Linked DNA regions of Homo sapiens: region 1 is linked to region 2. Evidence: read pairs that join two places in POLR2A ChIA-PET (ENCODE). Cell type or tissue: PC-9. All regions are shown on one strand. Links, peaks and the distances in the headings refer to the core of each region. The heading gives the core; the rest is flanking DNA. Region 1 has its middle 310 kb from the start of IGFBP3. Region 2 has its middle 13 kb from the start of RAMP3.

Evidence for each region. ChIA-PET counts read pairs that join two places held together with the same protein. Peaks named below come from ENCODE experiments on the same cell type or tissue, not always from the same donor. Only the 100,000 strongest peaks of a DNase experiment are listed, where the experiment ranks them.
Region 1: POLR2A ChIA-PET joins it to region 2 with 11 read pairs; 1 of 35 experiments calls an interaction of 5 or more read pairs at or near these places.

The regions. Positions count from the first base shown.
Region 1 is chr7:46,224,832-46,233,168 of GRCh38, reverse strand. No RefSeq gene overlaps it. Among named protein-coding and RNA genes, the nearest start is that of IGFBP3, 310 kb to the right of the region's middle. In PC-9, for the core only: no CTCF peak of the experiment used is centred there; DNase peaks (open chromatin) are centred at 3,494 and 6,097.
Region 2 is chr7:45,140,471-45,148,807 of GRCh38, reverse strand. No RefSeq gene overlaps it. Among named protein-coding and RNA genes, the nearest start is that of RAMP3, 13 kb to the left of the region's middle. RefSeq lists an enhancer at 7,876-7,945. In PC-9, for the core only: no CTCF peak of the experiment used is centred there; a DNase peak (open chromatin) is centred at 5,007; H3K27me3 peaks cover 2,252 bases.

The sequences.
Region 1 (8,337 bases), core at 327-8,326, 1.1 Mb before region 2:
GCTGGGTTTTTTTCCTTTTCTTTGCTGCATTTCATGCCCCCTCTGGTCTTAATTGAGTATTTTATATGATTAGATTTTCTCCCTTCTCTTAGCATATCAATTATACTTCTTTTTAAAAATGTTTTTAGCAGTTACTCTGCAGTTTGCAATATATATTTACAACCAAATTAAGTCCACTCTCAAATACTACCATAATACTTCATAGGTGGTACAGGTACCTTTAACAGTGTACCCCAATCACTCCTTCCTGTCCCTTTTAACTTTGTTGTTGTTCATTTTCCTTATGTATATACTATAATCACTTAATGCACTGTTGTTATTATTAGTACTTTGAATAAACAGCTACCTATTCAGTCAATTAAGAATAAGAATAATATAAAATTTAATTTTATAATCACTTATTCCTCCTTTGATGCTTTCCTTTCTTTATGTAGATCCAAGCTTCTGAGTAGTATTATATTCTTTCTCCCTGAAGAACTTCTTTTAAAATGTCTCAGGGTTACATCTACTGGCAATAAATTTCCTTAGTTTTTGTTTGAGAAGGTCCTTATTTCTCCTTAGCTTTTAATGGATCACTTTATAGGATGTAGAATTCAAGGTTGCAAGTTTATTTTCTTTTGTTTTGTTCAAGTGTTAAATATTCTACTCCACTCCCTTCTTGTTTGCATGGTTTTCGACAAGAAGTTTGATGTAATTCTTATCTTTTTTCATATATCTGTTAGGTGTTTTTACTCTCTCTGGCTGCTTTCAAGATTTTCTCTTTGTCTTTTGTTTTCTACAGTTTAATTGTGATATTCCTAGGTGTATTTACCTACACTTATTTATCATGTTTTATATTCTCTGAAATTCCTGGAACTGTGTCTGTCATTAATTTTGGAAAATTTGCACCCACTATTTCTTTAAATATACCTTCTGCTTCTTTTTCTCTCATCTCTTGATATTTCAATAACACATGCTAAACCTTTTGAAATTGTCCTGCAGCTCTTGGGTGTTGTGTTCTTTTTTAGTTTGTCTTTTGGTTTTCATTCTTTGAATTTAATTTGGGAAAGTTTCTTTTGACATAACTTTAAGCCCACTGATGTTCTCCTTGCTATGCCTAATCTATTGATGAGGCCATCAAGGACATTTTTCATTTCTGTTATGGATTATTTTGATTGCTAGTATTTTTTTGATTATTTCTTAGAAATGCTATCTCTCTGCTTACATTACTCATTTGATTTTGCATGTTGCCTGTTTTTTGCTTTGGAGCCCTCAGCCTAGCCATAGTTATTTTAAAATTTTTGTCTTATAATTCCAAAATCTCTGCCTGGATGAGGTTGACTCTGATGCTTGTTTTGTCTCCTCAGATGGTGTTTTATCTTGCCTTTTAGCATATCTTGTAATTTTTTGGTGGTTAGAAGCCACACATCCTATGTCAGGTAATAGGAACTGATGTAAGTAGTATTCTAATGTGAAATTTAAATTAATCTGCCTAGGAGGTGGGTTGAATTTAATATTTGCTGTACGTGTAAGCATCAGAGGTTTCATTTTTTCTAGAATCCCTGTAAAGTCTAAGCTTTGCAGTGTTTTTAATCCCCATAGCACAGGGGAATTTATTATGGAACACTTTCCCATTTTGCAGGACATAAGGTGTGAGTAGGCTATATTTCCATAATAATACAAAAGGAATATATAGGAAGTTGCATTCAATAGCTCAAACTTCAGCTCAAATATTCAGCAAGTGACCTCATACAGCAGACAATCCCCATGACATTTTTTTTGAAGCAATTATTAGTATTACTTCCTAGATAGCAACATTCAGAATCAGACAAAGTTTATGCCCTAAATGGCACAGTCAAGCCCAATGAGCTCCAAACCCCAAGCATTTCCCACCATACCAGGCTCCCCTCCACCCTGCTACTCTGAACCCTACCCATGTCCAGAGGTTGACTTCTACAGTCCTATAAAGTAGCTATATCAGGTCCTGAAAATGCAACCAAGGAAAGGGACTGGAATTTCTCTCTCAGGGAGAGAAGACAACTGGATGATGTGATCTTCCTGGGAGGCAGATGCCTTTAAAATCTCTGCTATTAATCATGGTTGTATTTTGTTAACCAACCCAGACAGCCCACAGTGCTTTCTTCTCTATTATCTTATTTGACACAGAGTTCCAAGAAAAATAATACTTCTACTGAAAAAAATAAGTATATGTGATTTTTGTTACATGGTAAGAAAAAGGAGGGGTAAGCTAGCCCTAGAGAATAATTTTCATAATCCTTTCAATAATTCAGCACACCCTCCTAGTTACAAGATATTTAAGCTGATAAACCAAGATTGTGTAATACTAATTTGCTCGATCTCAAGTAATGTATCATCTGTTTTTTCCACCCTTCTTCTTTAAAAAATGAGTAAAAAGAAAGATTTGCAAAAAGAAAATAAAATTATAATTAACTTGTTGATTGTGTCCTTAAGTGAGTGTAAAGGATTCTTGTTTTACAGTACAAAGCCATATCGTTTTCCACAAGCACTGTCCTTTAACAGGTACTGACCTTTAAAATTGATCAGACAGAACATTTTCATCTGGCACAGAAGGGTATCAGTGATTTTCTTACCCTTTAGCCTTTCATGAAGTCAAAAGTAGAGACAGAGATTTGGGAGATGATAAAGGCCATCTGACAAAAGCATTATTCAGAGTTTGGCTTGATTATTAGAACAATATTCTTGTTTCTGGATCCATTTAAGTGATGACATAATTTACTTTTGAAGGTTGTGTTAAATATCATACAACTTAGAGGCAAGAAGTGAGGTGAAATGTTTCAAAGCTAACAATGTCATCTACAATACGCAGAAGAAATAAAGGTGATGATGTGAGTAGATGCTTCATTTTTAGTCAACACTTTTAGTGTGACAGGGCACTAAATCTAAAGTCCAACTGATGCACTACCTTTCAAGAGATGCCAAATTCTAAGGAGAATTTTAAAGTCATATATTTTAATGTGTTTTTAAATAATATATTTTTAAACTATCTTAAAATAACAAATTTTCTAAAATTATGGAATGGTATTTTTCTAAAAATATGTTCTTTCCCAAGAATGGTTATTGGATTCTGAAATTTATACGGATGACATGAGTGAGAGTGCAGGTGGAGAGAAGGACTTTATGTGGGGATTTCTTCAGAGAAAGTGCTACTACGACCTTTCCCCTCCCACTGAGCCAGAGGTGAAAATGGGATGTCTGCTCCCTTCACATCTCAAGAGAAAAGCCTTAAGGTTGATAACCAGGAGAACTTTGACATGGTGGCCAGTCGTCTGCTTTGCCCAGGACTGCGGGGCTTCCTGAGACATGAGACTTTCTCAAAACTGAGAAAGTCTGGGACAAAACAAGAAGATTTGGTCACTTTCAAACTGGACTGTGGAGTTGAGGAAGAGCTCATGACACCAGTATCTGAGCCATGACATAACGCTACCCAGTCATCATGCTAGAGTCTGTTTACTCTCCAAATCCCCTGAGCTATAACGTGAGTCATTCTCCTCTCTTCAAAGTTCTAATTCATCCTACCATCAGCTGATGACTAGCTCCCTATTTCACTGAGAAAATAACACAATAAGAAGAGAGCAGGCACAGAACTTCCATAAGCCTCCTCAACCATATCTGAGCCACGTGCTCTGCATTCCTTCCTGTGGCCGAGGAGAAACTCCCTGTGGCCCCCACACTTGACTGTTGTCTACTATTGCCTCTCCCCAGTGAGGAACACATACCTGTAATTCTGTCCTCTCCCCTATAGCATCAGTTGTTGTTCTTCCTCACACTCTCTTCTAGGTAGTTCTCATCAGCATAAAAACATGTTGTTATCTTGCCCGTCTTAAAGCATGCGCACATGCACACACACGCGATTCCCTTTTCACCCCAGTTACCTTCTCATCTACGGAACATCTTGCCATTTTCTACTCTCACTGTGGCTTTTTCTCCCAATTTTTATTAACATTACAGTGAGGCTTTTCTCCTGACATGCCACCAAAATATTACTCTTGTGTAAACTATTAGTAACCCTTGCTTTGCTAAATCTAATGATCAAATTTGGGTCCTCATCTTCTGTGCCATATTAGGTACATTTACTCACTCCCATCTCCTAAAAATCCTTTCCTAATTGAGTTAGAGGAAAGCATGCCAATCTTACTAAAATATCTACAGATAATAAGCACCTATTTTATATGCAGTCCTATATTAATTATTTTGAGAAATATGTATAGACCATAAAATATGTTTTCTGCTGCCAACCTATAGGCTCACTATGGATGCTTCCCTGGCAACTCTTTTTCCTTCTGCTTTGCAGGAGAGGGAAAGCTTAACTTTGAAGATCAAAATAGTACTAAATATTTTGGTCTGAACATACTAACTTCTGAATCAAGAATCTCTTTTGCAAACTGAAATTACGATGAAACTCCCTATTGCTTTCAAGGGACCAGAACATTTTTAAAGCTTGCAAGAGTGTCTATACACCAGCTTGGGGAAAGCTTCTCACACTGAAAGAAATTTAAAATGTAGATGAAATATAAAAATAAAAGTGAAGATTGACAGCATTTTATGTTATTCAACTTATTGCTCACAGTCCCATCTATATTATTATAATAAGTGTAAATCCAGAAAATCATGTGTTTAATACATGCCAGTGATGTCACACAAGGAATAGTGCCTCGATTCACATTTCCCATTTCTAGTCCTGGCCTCGAAAACGTCTTTCTGTAGTAACAGGCAAGATCCCTCTAGACAGCATGCTCTGCCATGGCCTATGCTATGTGCAATTATTGCTTTTACGTTTGCTGACAGTGTGGGTGGACTGTAATGGTTGATTTTTTTGTGTCAACTTGGGTAGGTCATGGTGCCTAGATGTTTAGCCAAGCATCAGTCTTGATGTTGCTGTGAAGGTATTTTTTAGATGTGATTAACATTTAAATCAGTAGACTTTGCATAAAGCAAATTGCCCTACATAATGTGGATGGATAGGCCTTTTCAAGTCAGTTGAATCCGTTAAAGGACCCATGAGCAAAGATTGAAATTTCTGAAAGAAGGAATTCTGCTTCCAGACTGCAACATAGAAACCCTCCCTGTTTCTCCAGGCTGCTGGCCTGCCCTGCAGATTTCCAACTTGCCAGCCCCTACAATCACATGAGCTAGTTATTAAAAATAAGCCCCTTACATTGGTTCTGTTTTTCTGGACAACCCCAATTAGTACAGTAGTGCAGGTGGTTTTGTGTGTGTGTGCGTGTGTGTGTGTGGAGTGCCTTTTATTAAAAGAAATTGAGGATTTTGCAGTTAAAAGTAATGGTTAAAAACCTCAATTACTTTTGCACCAATGTAGTAAATGCCTGACAGAGGTCAGGTTCCCTGGAATATAGTCTCTTAGCCAAAGATTTTGAAGAGGAAGTTTATTTGGTGAATGCTGTTGGGATCAACAATCAAGGGGGGGTTGAAGTTGATAGAATTGGGAAAATGCAAGGTTTGTAATGTAATGTGGTCATAAGACAGAAAACTCTGCGTCAAAAAAGGGCCCCAAAGGCACCCTCCATAAAGCAAGGGGGAAGGCCTTTCTATCCCTCACTGTCACTAGTCTTGGTAAATGTGTTCCCCTGGAGAGAAGCAGGGTCTTGGTCTCTTATTGGCTCAGGCAACGCCTAGAGAAGCACTGGCTGGGCTGTCCTTTTTCAGTACTGTTGGCAGTGTGGAGAATGAGTGCCACATCTTAGATGTGGCTCTGGGACGTGCACTTCACCATCCTCTGCAACATTTTAGGATTCCAGAGCTCCAGAGGAGACACAAATGTTGCTGATATTTAGCCATTTAGCAGAAACTTTAAAAAAGATTTTTTTCAAATAATTTTGGACACACCAGATACTTAAAAAGATAGTACAGGGTTCACCTATGTTCCCCTAATGTTAACATTTTGCATAATCACATGCATTTATTGAAATGAAAACATTAACATTAACACAATACTACTAACTAAACTGCCGACTTTATTAATATTTCCCCGGGTGTCCCACAAATGCCCTTTATCTGTTTAGGGCATTTGAGAATATCACATTACAAGTATTTGTTTTCTCAGTCTTTGGAAAGACAAAATGCAACAGACAACTAAGGATGATGTAATTCAGGTCATCGTAACAGGGAGAACATACATCACTGAAGAGTCTGGTGTCTTAAAGGGGCAGGTAGACAGGTTGAGAGTGAGAATATGTGGGCTGGTAGGTAGATTTCTCCATCTTCATGCTTCTGGGGATACAGGGCTCAGGTGAAGCTCAGCAATGTCTGTCTCTCCTTATCTTTCATGACCCTGCATTTTTGAAGAGTACTGGTCAAGTATCTTGTAGGATGTTCCCAATTTGGGTTTGTCTGGTGTTTGCTCATTATTAGACTAGGGTTAGAGATTTTGGAGAGGAGCGACATGCACATGAAATGCCCTACACATCATATCATTAGCAGTACATGGTACCAATAGGTCTTATTCCTGGTGATGATGATCCTGGTCACCTGATTAAGGTGGTGTCTGCTAGGTTTTCTTCACTCTGATGTTACTATGGTTTCCTTCCTTAGGCACTTTTTTAAAATATCAATTGTGTTGCAGGTACCAGGCAGGCTCTGAAGCTTCAGATTATAACAACATCAGCTTGTTGCATCCAAATAATTCATACAGCCCCACAGGGAAACAGACAGGTGTGCAAAGTGGGGGTGAGAAGAGCAATCTCAATGGGGATAGAGTTTTCTCAGCCCTAGATTCCCAATGGAATCCCAGCCTTACAGAGTGGGAAAATTAGTCGTAGGTCTGACCCTTGCATAAAAGGAGTTAGATTTGTATCACAAGAAAAAGAGCAAGAACCATGTCCAGGAAGTCGGGTACATTCCACATTCCTTTTCACCTTTCTACTCTTTAAACAAGCATTCTCTAGGCTGCATCATTATTAGTTTCTAAATATTTGTTCAATCCATTTTTCTTTCCCAATCTCTTACCTTAGTTCTCTCCCTCTCCAGTCCCATCTCTGTAGAACATATGGAATGTTCTTTGTAAAGTATGTCCCCCCCAAACCCCAAATATTCTTCCCAATGTCACCACACAGATTGATCTGGTTCAATTTTTATGTAACAGAGTCATGAGTTGTTTGTCAGTTGCCATGGACCCCCATGTTGAAGGCCACGTAACTGGAGCATTCCCAGAGAAACAAGGCACCAGTGGAACCTAAGTGGTCAGGCAGAGGAGTGGGACTGAATTAAGAAGCCAACAGGGTATACCAGGATCCAGGATCCAATCATATCAAGCCTAGCATCTCTCCATGGCAGAATCCAGTCAGATCATGCCTCCCAGCAAAACCTAATTGCAAGATCCAGTCAGATCGCACCTCATTACCTATGCTTATAAAGCTCCAAACCCAGCTCAGAGAGACAGAGTTGAGCATTTCCTGCTCTCTTCTGTCCAAACAGCAATCAAACTTCCTTGCTGCAAAAACTCAGTGCTTGGGTGTTTGACTTTCCGTTGTGTAGGCAAATTGATCCAGTTTGGTTCGGTGACAGTAAAATCCACTAGACAGAATTCCATCTTCTTGACAAAATGCCTAAGTTCCTCACTCCCTTCCAGCCCCTCAGCCCACTATGCTGATTCTCATCCCCCTCTCTCCACTCCAGCGACTCTGCATTACTACAATTTCCTCTCTGCCAAAGCACCTCACCTCTCAGGCATTCATCGTTTCATTCCTGCCAGTGGCTGCCTTCCACAACCCCTCTTCTCTGGACTTACTCCTATGTATCTTTTAAGACCCTCCATCTGGGCTGCTGAATGGGTCCCCTGGATTCCCTGGGGCACTTCCTCTGCTCCCTCCCTGGGTCATCGTGCCAAGTGCTGGCTGTGGGGATGCGCGCCTCTGTGGCTCACCAATCCTGTGACAGGAAGGACAAGTCACTCAACCTCTCTGCTCTTCAGGTTTCTCATCTAAAACCATAAGGAAAATGATAGCATGTGCTTTTGACAGTGGGTGAAATAATCTGTGCACAGTGCTTAGCAGAGAGCCTGGCACATACTAAACAGTAGTAGCTTATTATTACCCCAGTGTCACTGCTGCCACTGTTGTTAGTTTCTGTGACAGGCTCCCACACTGGGCTGTGGAATCCCATAGGGCAGTACCTATGCCAGTATCTTCTTTGAATTCCATGAAAAAACACAGTTCCCACTACATGTTGGCTTTCAATAAATATGTAAGGAAGAAAGATGAAAGAAAGAAAAAAAGTTAAATCCATATTCTTTTTGTAACACTTTCAAACCAATGTTTCTTATATGCCTAGTACTGTATGTATACTCATACAATCAATTTC
Region 2 (8,337 bases), core at 69-8,068:
CATACTTGTGTAATGAGCGAATGAACAAATGCCCTCTGCAAGTTGTGCACGTGCATCAGGAGTGTGACATCACATGGCACTTTGAGAAGCAGTGCGGAGGATCCACCGGAAGCACAAGGACACATGCCTCCGCAGGGAAAGAGATGGGGAGATGGTGAGCCGGTGAGTTTGGGGAATAGCAGGCCCATGCCGAAGTCTCCGCTGGTCTGCCTAGGTCCTGGATGGTGGACGGGGCCGGCTGCAGACAAGGAGCAGTAGTGGAGGGAAGGAGCCAGGCCTGACGGGCGTTGCTGTGAGGCTGACCTGAGCTCAGAGAGAGGCGGGCTGCCGGGCTGGACCTGTGCAGAAACCCTGCAAAAGCACGGGGCTCGGCAGGCTCGACATTCAAAGGCCAGGACAGGAGGAGAAGCCAGCCAGGCTAAGGGGCGAGCTCTGCGGTGTCTGACCTACAGGAACGCCGCTCTTCTCATGCATGAGTGCGGTTGCCGCCGAGGAGCCGAGTACGGGCTGAGCCTGGCCCGCTTCTCTGCACAGCTCAGAGCCTGGAGGAGGTGAGCCGCGTGTGTCCTCCATCCAGGATGCCCATGTACCCTCTCTGAGCTCTCAGCGGCTCATTTCTGCCTTCTGCTGGAATTAACCGGCTCCTCATTTCGCTCTGAGACCCTCCTCCTCCGGGTCAGCTCCCCCAGCTCAGTCTCCTCCTGGCTCAACTTCACCTGTCAAGATGGAGCTGCAGGGTCACCTCCTCCGAGGAGCCTTCCTTGACTCTTTTCTCACATCTGATCTCTGGGCTGGGTGCCCTCCTGCGCTCGCCCGCAATCCCCAGCTCAGGAACTGGGTTTCACCATCAAATGCCTGGGACAGAACTAAATGAACTTTCCCTCACCCAAACACTCTGTACCTTTTTGCAGTTTTGCATTTTTTATACTTATGTGTGTCTTCATTTTCTTGTTTTAAACATTGATATACTGTAGAGTGTTTGTCACTTTTTTTACATATTTATTATAAAAATATTTAATATATATTTTATTAATTTCAATTACAATATCTTTTTGATATTTTATTTAAAATTATTTTATTACAAAATGTTTTATTACAAAATAATTTTTTAGTTACGAAAGTGCTAAATGTTAACGCCTCAGTCCCACTTGTCCAGAGATATCAGTTAAGTTTCTTTTGTGTCTTTTCTGAAGTTTTAACAATATTTCTATTGCAAAATTTATTTTTATTACATAATTTTTTAAGTTTTCAGGGCATCCCCACACACAGGTAGGGCATACATGTATACACACATCTGCACATGCATCTTCTGGACACATGACATTCCCCACCTGCCTAGGAGCTTCCTGGGACCACTGCCCAGTGTGCAAACCAATCACCTCCAACCCCCCAGCTGAGTGTAAGCTAGTCACATGGTGTCTCCACCCCTTCTGCATGGTCAGATGGACATAATACCCAAGCTCCTGCTCAAAGTCTCCTTGCTGGGAATCTGAAATTGGGCTGAGACTTCAGTTCAGCCTGGGACCATTTCCCGAAACTCAGGAGGAGAGAACCCTGGCACTGCCGAGAGATGCAGCCAGAGAGGAGAGGCAGAGAGAACTCCAGTGCCCATGTACTCCCGTGCTCCAGTCCTTCTTCAGATCCAGCTGTGGGGCCAGCCCTCATCCGAGGCATGCACCGTTTCTCGTTGGGCTTTAGGCAAAGTCTGCTTTAGGACAGCCTAGGGGGTATTCGGGGGCAGCAACAGGGTGTGCTATTCCGTGCCTAAGGCCCAACTCTTGCTCATGTCTGGTCTCAGAAGCCAGTGACTCTGTGACCGCTGCCCCCTGGCCTATTGCCCAGTAGGTGGCCCACTTGCCCTCCCTTCCACAGTCATCTCTAAGTCACACCTGGGGTTCCCAGAGCATTTAGTGCTTCTAGCCTTGTCTACCTCTCTTGCCCTTTGACCTTGCTGCCACCTCCACCCCAGCTGGCCCCAGGACAATCGTGGCCTGAGATGGAGAGGCCTGAGACACTCAGTGTAGCCCAGTGGAGCTCAGCCTGAGCCTGTCAACTCCCGTCCACCCCCTGCAGGGACTCCTTACTTGGGGATACAGCCCACCTTGCTCAGCGGTTTCCTCCCGAGCCCAGGCCCACGGCCCTGCTCCCGGCCTGCCTTCGTTCATACTGCTCACAGCACCTGGCTCCGCTGGCTGTAAAAGCCCTTTTGCCCCATGTTGGGTACACTGCCTGATGTCCGCCAGCCCCCCAGCCTTATGCTTACGGGACAGACAATGCTGAAGAGGACACCTCAACTACAAGTTCCAGCCCTGGGTGAGCCTGGCTCCTTTCCTAGAGGTTCCTAGGCTAGCCCCATCCTAATGCTGTTCAAAAGGGCCCCTCAGAGACTATGTCTGGGCAGCCCTCAGAGCCTTCCTGACTGTGTCTTAAACCTTCCTCTCCAACCACAGGGGCCCAGCCTACAGCCTCTACACCCCCCACCCCTCCCATTTGGCTTTCTGTCTGGGGCTCCCACACTCATTAGCCATAGTCCCCAGGTCTGCATCAGGTTGTCCCAAGCCTTCCAGAAGAACAGAGGCTGAGAGGACACTTCTGTAGGGTCCCTACAGCCACGGAGGAGGAAACCAAATCCAAGGGCCCCGGGTGCAGAGGCACAGCTGAGGAGCCCCAAGCCCCAGACCAGTGCTGGAGCGATCCCCAGCACAGCAGCCTCTCCCACTATCCCAAAGACGGTGCCCCCCCGCCATCAGCATTCCCTGGCAAACTTTTCCCATCCTCTGGTTTTCGGTGGGTGGCCACAAATGCCAAAGTAGCTCCCATCACCTTGGAGCACAGAGCTTTTTTTTTTTTTTTTGACACAGGGTCTCATGCTGTCACCCAGGCTGCAGTGCAGTGGCGCCATCATTGCTCACTGCAGCCTCAACCTCCCAGGCTCAACCCATCCTCTTGCCTCAGCCTCCTGAGTAGCTGGGACTAAGGGCACATGCCACCATGCCCACCTAATTTGTTTTTTCTAAAGATGGGGTCTCACTATGTTGCCCAGATTGGAAAAGATTTTCTTGAGAATGTGGCTGACGAGCCCCGCCTACCCATGCGGCCCTTGCCGCCCTTACCCGGCAGAACTGGGGGGCCCAGGACATTCCTGATCTGATTCTCCAAGATAAGGCAGCCCTCCTTGCATCAAATCATGTATTCTGGACTCTCTAGAATCAAAAATAAAAGTCTCAGCAATACTTATGCCTGCCTTATGGGTCTCTCCATTTCATTATTAAAATGGCTTCTCCCCACGCCTGCAGCAGCCCAGCAGTCCTGCTGCGTGGGCAGCCTTGTAGGAGGGCTCAGCATCGCCCCACAGCTGATCCCCTCCTAGGTATGGGGTTAAGTGTTCACCTCTTGGCTTCATCACCTCCCAACTATGTCACATGGAGAAAATTACTTGGCCTTTCTAAGCCCCAGTTTCCTGGTCTGTAAAATGAGGGTAATGTCTGGTCTGGAAGGATTTTGTGGAGATAGCTAAGATAATGATGAAGTCTAAGGCCCTGAGCACAAAGCTCAGCCCGAAGCTCAACGAAGGACAGCTGCCTGCTATCAACCGAGACCTCCCAGTCCCCCAGAGCATCAGCTGCATTCCTGTCCCTATCACTTTCTGTGGATGGCCCCGTGGCCTCCTGTACTGGGTAAAAGTTGATGTGCTCTCTGCTCCCCCGTTTCATCTTTACACGCCTCATCTTCACCCTCCCTCCACTCCAGGGATGGTATATGGGGTTCTGTTTCCAAAGCCAATTCTGCCACGTTTGCCTTACAAACCAACTCTTGGAGCATCTACCCTCCAACCATCTTTCCCGCTACTCGCCACCTTTCATCTTAACCTTTCCCTCTAGTCTTGATATTTCCTGAAAAGGCGCCACTGAAAGCTCCAAAGTACGCTCCTGGTTCCCAACCCCTGTGAACACTGCCAGACCTCATTTTCTCCAACTTTGGCAGCATTTGGCACTTGCGGCCCCCTTACCTCCCCTCCCCCATCTCCCTACTCCCTCCACCCCACCCCCCATACTTTCTCCTTCCTGGTATTCTTCAGTCACTCCTCTCAGTGTCTTTCTCTCCCTCCCTTGCCCTAAGAACACAGGCTTTCTCCAAGACTGGCCCTTGGCAGTCTCTCTCTTCCCTCAGCACCTCTTGGCAATATAATCCATGACCATTAAGACCATGCATTCTGCACCCTGTGCAGACAAATCTGAAATGACCCTGACCTCTCTGCCCCCAGTCTGTCCTCTACCTGTGCCTCAAACTCAACAAGCAGAAAAGCAAACAAGGGACAGCTCCCTGAACCCCACCCTCCAGATACCCTCATCTGAGGACTGAATCACTCTGCCAGATCCTTCCCACATTCAACACACCACTGTGATCCAATTTACACTAGACACACACTAGACACACCACCCCAGCAATAGGATGGGCACACACACACTCTCCCTCACACAAGGCTGGGGCATGGATTCAAGGCAAGATCCCTTTGGAATGGTTCATTCTCGCTGACCTCCTGGTCTCGGAATAGAATCAAGTCCTTGATGCCTTATAGCCACTCATCGCTCTTTCCCCTAATCCTGCTCACAAGAGCCCAGGTTCCTGTTTAATTAAGTCAAAAACAGGACAAAAAGCTGAGAAGAATGGTGAGTCTACAACTTGGAAGATGCTCACCCTGGCTCTCAGGATAGTTACAGTCATAGTCATGGCAGATGCAAAGGCAGGGGAAATATAGTAACATAAAATACAGAGCCAGGGAGAGTGTGAGCAGGAGATGGGGCAAAACTGCATATAGTATTCCTCAGCCGTATGAGAGCGGCAATCCTGTCTTACCCATCTTCAAGCCTCTGATGCCCAGTAGAGAGCCTCGCACATAGTAGAGACTCAGATTTTTGTGGGATGAATGAATCCCTGAGTCCTCTGCTTATTCCTTTATCTTTCTCAATAGGTTACACCTCTAATGAGTCAAAGTAAATGCTGTGGCTGTGAATGGGCTTTCTGACTAAGAGCTCAAGGACACTAGCCTAACGGGGTAGCCTCTCAGTGCTGACTGTGCTTACCCAAAGCCAGACTTGATATCCTGAACTGAAAAAGGGGGAGGCCTTCATCAGAGATCTGGAGGACTTGGTGAATACCAAAGATGGTCCCTGTCAGGGAGGTGAGCATTTGGCACAAGAAGTGTTGAGGAGAAATGCAAGAGACATGGGCCATGAAACTGAAGATGTTCCTTCCAGATTTTCTTGGATGCCAGGATTTTGCTTTGGGAATCTTTTAAAATAATAATAATAATAGTAATATGAAGTAGGCCAGGTGCGGTGGCTCACACCTGTAATCCTAGCATATTGGGAGGCCGAGGAGGGCAGATCACCTGAGGTCAGGAGTTTGAGACCAGCCTGGCCAATATGGAGAAACCCCATCTCTACTAAAAATACAAAAATTAGCCAGGCGTGGTGTCAGGTGCCTGTAATCCCAGCTACTCAGGAGGCTGAGGCATGAGAATCGCTTGAACCCAGGAGGTGGAGTTTGCAGTGAGCCAAGATCACGCCACTGTACTCCACCCTGGGTAACAGAGCAAGATTCTGTCTAAAAAAAAAAAAAAAAAAAAAAAAAAGATGAAGTATGCCAGAAGCTCTTAGTTCATAGGCACTTAATAACTTCATTTTTGTCTGTCCCCATATTACAGGGAGAAAGAAGTAAATAAAGGGCTATTTGTCCAGGGCCAAATGGCTGACCTGGGACTCTCCTCCTTTCTGGATGTCAGAGCAGAGCTGTCCTGAACCCTCATGATAGCAAAAGATCTGAAACTGGTGTTGGTAGTTGGGGAAAGGCAGGCTTCTGGAGAGGTGGGGGGCACAGGCTCCTGTGCAGTTCGCAGACTTGGAAGGCACCTTCCGGGTTTTTGTGTTTGCATTTTCTGCACTTTACAGAAGTGGTACATGTCGTTTTGGGGGAAGAAATAAAAAATGAAGTGAAACAAAAGGAAATAAAAATCATCTGTGGCATATTGACTTTAGAAAAAAAAATCATAATACCTTCCAGCCTACTTTTTACGTTTTTTAGTTAGATTCATGTGAAATCATAACCCTCCAGGCTCCCCTGCTGCTGCTCTGAGAACATGCACTGGGCACCTGGAATGCCAGGTGTGAATGTGCTCTTTGGCTTCCCTGGCTTTCTCGTGTCCTGAGTATGACCATTCTGCCAGTACTGTGTCTGCCGTGATTGGAAATCCTTTATCTGTCTTCATTAGATTTTACAACAGGGAAGATACTGATGTTTTTTCTTAGTTTGTTATGACCATTTTACTATTTGGTAATAATAAAACCTTCTATAAAGTTAAAGGAGTACATGGTGGTAGCAGTAAAGAAGACAGAAATATATCAATTTAAACCTTGTGCAACACAGTAATACATAAAGTGAAAATTATTTTCTCCTCCCCTTTTCAGCCCTACTGTAAAAAGAAGGCTTCTGATGGCTGAATAGTATTCCTTTGTGTGGATATCACAATGGACATCACCAACTTTCTAGTGTTAGATTTTCTGTACAACAAATAACAATGTGATTTCATGGTAAAATCTTTGCACAGGCCTATGTGTTACATTCCTGGAATAAAATGGCTGCAGAGTGCAAAGGCAGCCACACACACAGCTTCAGGAAGTTCTTTCCTGGAAGCCACTCTGGGGTGAGGCCCATAGTTCCCACACTCCCGCCACCTGTTGCAAATCTGAGACCCAGAGAGGGGACGGTGGTTAAGCTAGCATGGGGTCCAGTGATCCCATTACTGGGTATATACCCAAAGGATTATAAATCATGCTACTATAAAGACACATGCACATGTGTGTTTATTGTGGCACTATTCACAATAGCAAAGACTTGGAACCAACCCAAATGTCCATCAATGATAGACTGGATTAAGAAAATGTGGCACATATACACCATGGAATACTATGCAGCCATAAAAAAGGATGAGTTCACATCCTTTGTAGGGACATGGATGAAGCTGGAAACCATCATTCTGAACAAACTGTCGCAAGGACAGAAAACCAAACACCACATGTTCTCACTCATGGGTGGGAATTGAACAATTAGAACACTTGGACACAGGGTGGGGTACACCGCACACCGGTGCCTGTCGTGAGGTGGGGGGAGGGGGGAGGAATCGCATTAAGAGAAATACCTAATGTAAATGATGAGTTAATGGGTGCAGCACACCAACATGGCACATGTATACATATGTAACAAACCTGCACGTTGTGCACATGTACCCTAGAACTTAAAGTATAATAATTTAAAAAAAAAGAAACACACACACACACAAAAGAGCTAGCGTGGGGTCCAGTTTGTTGACTCAGTCAATTGTTGGCTCTTTTCATCCCATAGCACTGCCTTTCCCAAACTTACCTTGGATCATCTCTTCCAATGACCCAAGTAGCACCTAAAATGGCTAAAGAGTCACCTGTGTAGAAATCAGGACAGACATAGGACCTGGAGAATGGCCATACTCTGGGTGAAACAGAAGATAGGTGGAACAAGAAAGCCCGGGAGGCCAGAGGAGTATGTTCACACCTGAGATTCCATGTGTCAGAGGAGGGGCCTGGTAGAAGGTGATTGGGTTACGGGGGCAGATTTCTCCCTTGTTGTTCTCGTGATAGTGAGTGAGCTTTCACAAGACTTGATCATTTAAAAGTGTGTAGCACCTCCCCCTTCTCTCACACTCTCTCGAGAACTCTTCTCTCCTGCCACTATGAGAAGAAGGTACTCACTTCCCCTTCCGGTATGATTGTAGGTTTCCTGAGGCCTCCCCAGCCATGCCTCCTGAACAGCCTGTGGAACTGTGAGTCAATTAAACCTCTTTTCTTCATAAATTATCCAGTCTCAGGTAGTTCTTTATAGCAATGTGAGAATAAACTAACACATAGTCCTTCCTTGTGTATGAAGTTTTCTGTGCATTTCTGGGCCTGTGAGGTTAAGGCCCTAAGCCTGGATGCTGTGGCGATACTACAGTACCACTGAGGTATCCCCACCTCGTGAGGCCTCTTAGAAGACAGCCTGTTAACCTTCTAGTAGCACTCAACCCCGCTGGCCTTCTTGGCTCACAGTGCTTACAAGGACTTCTAGTAACCACTATGCCCAACGTTATACAGCATGTCACAGCCCATAGGAAGTTTTCCCATTTTCTCTTTTGAGCCTCACCATAAAATGCAATCAAAGCCGGGGCAGAATGATTGTCCTCACTCTGGTGTCAAACAGACTTTGTTTCAGACCCTGGCTCCCAGGTCCTTTTCTAAAGTTCTCAGTCCATTTCCTTATCTGCAG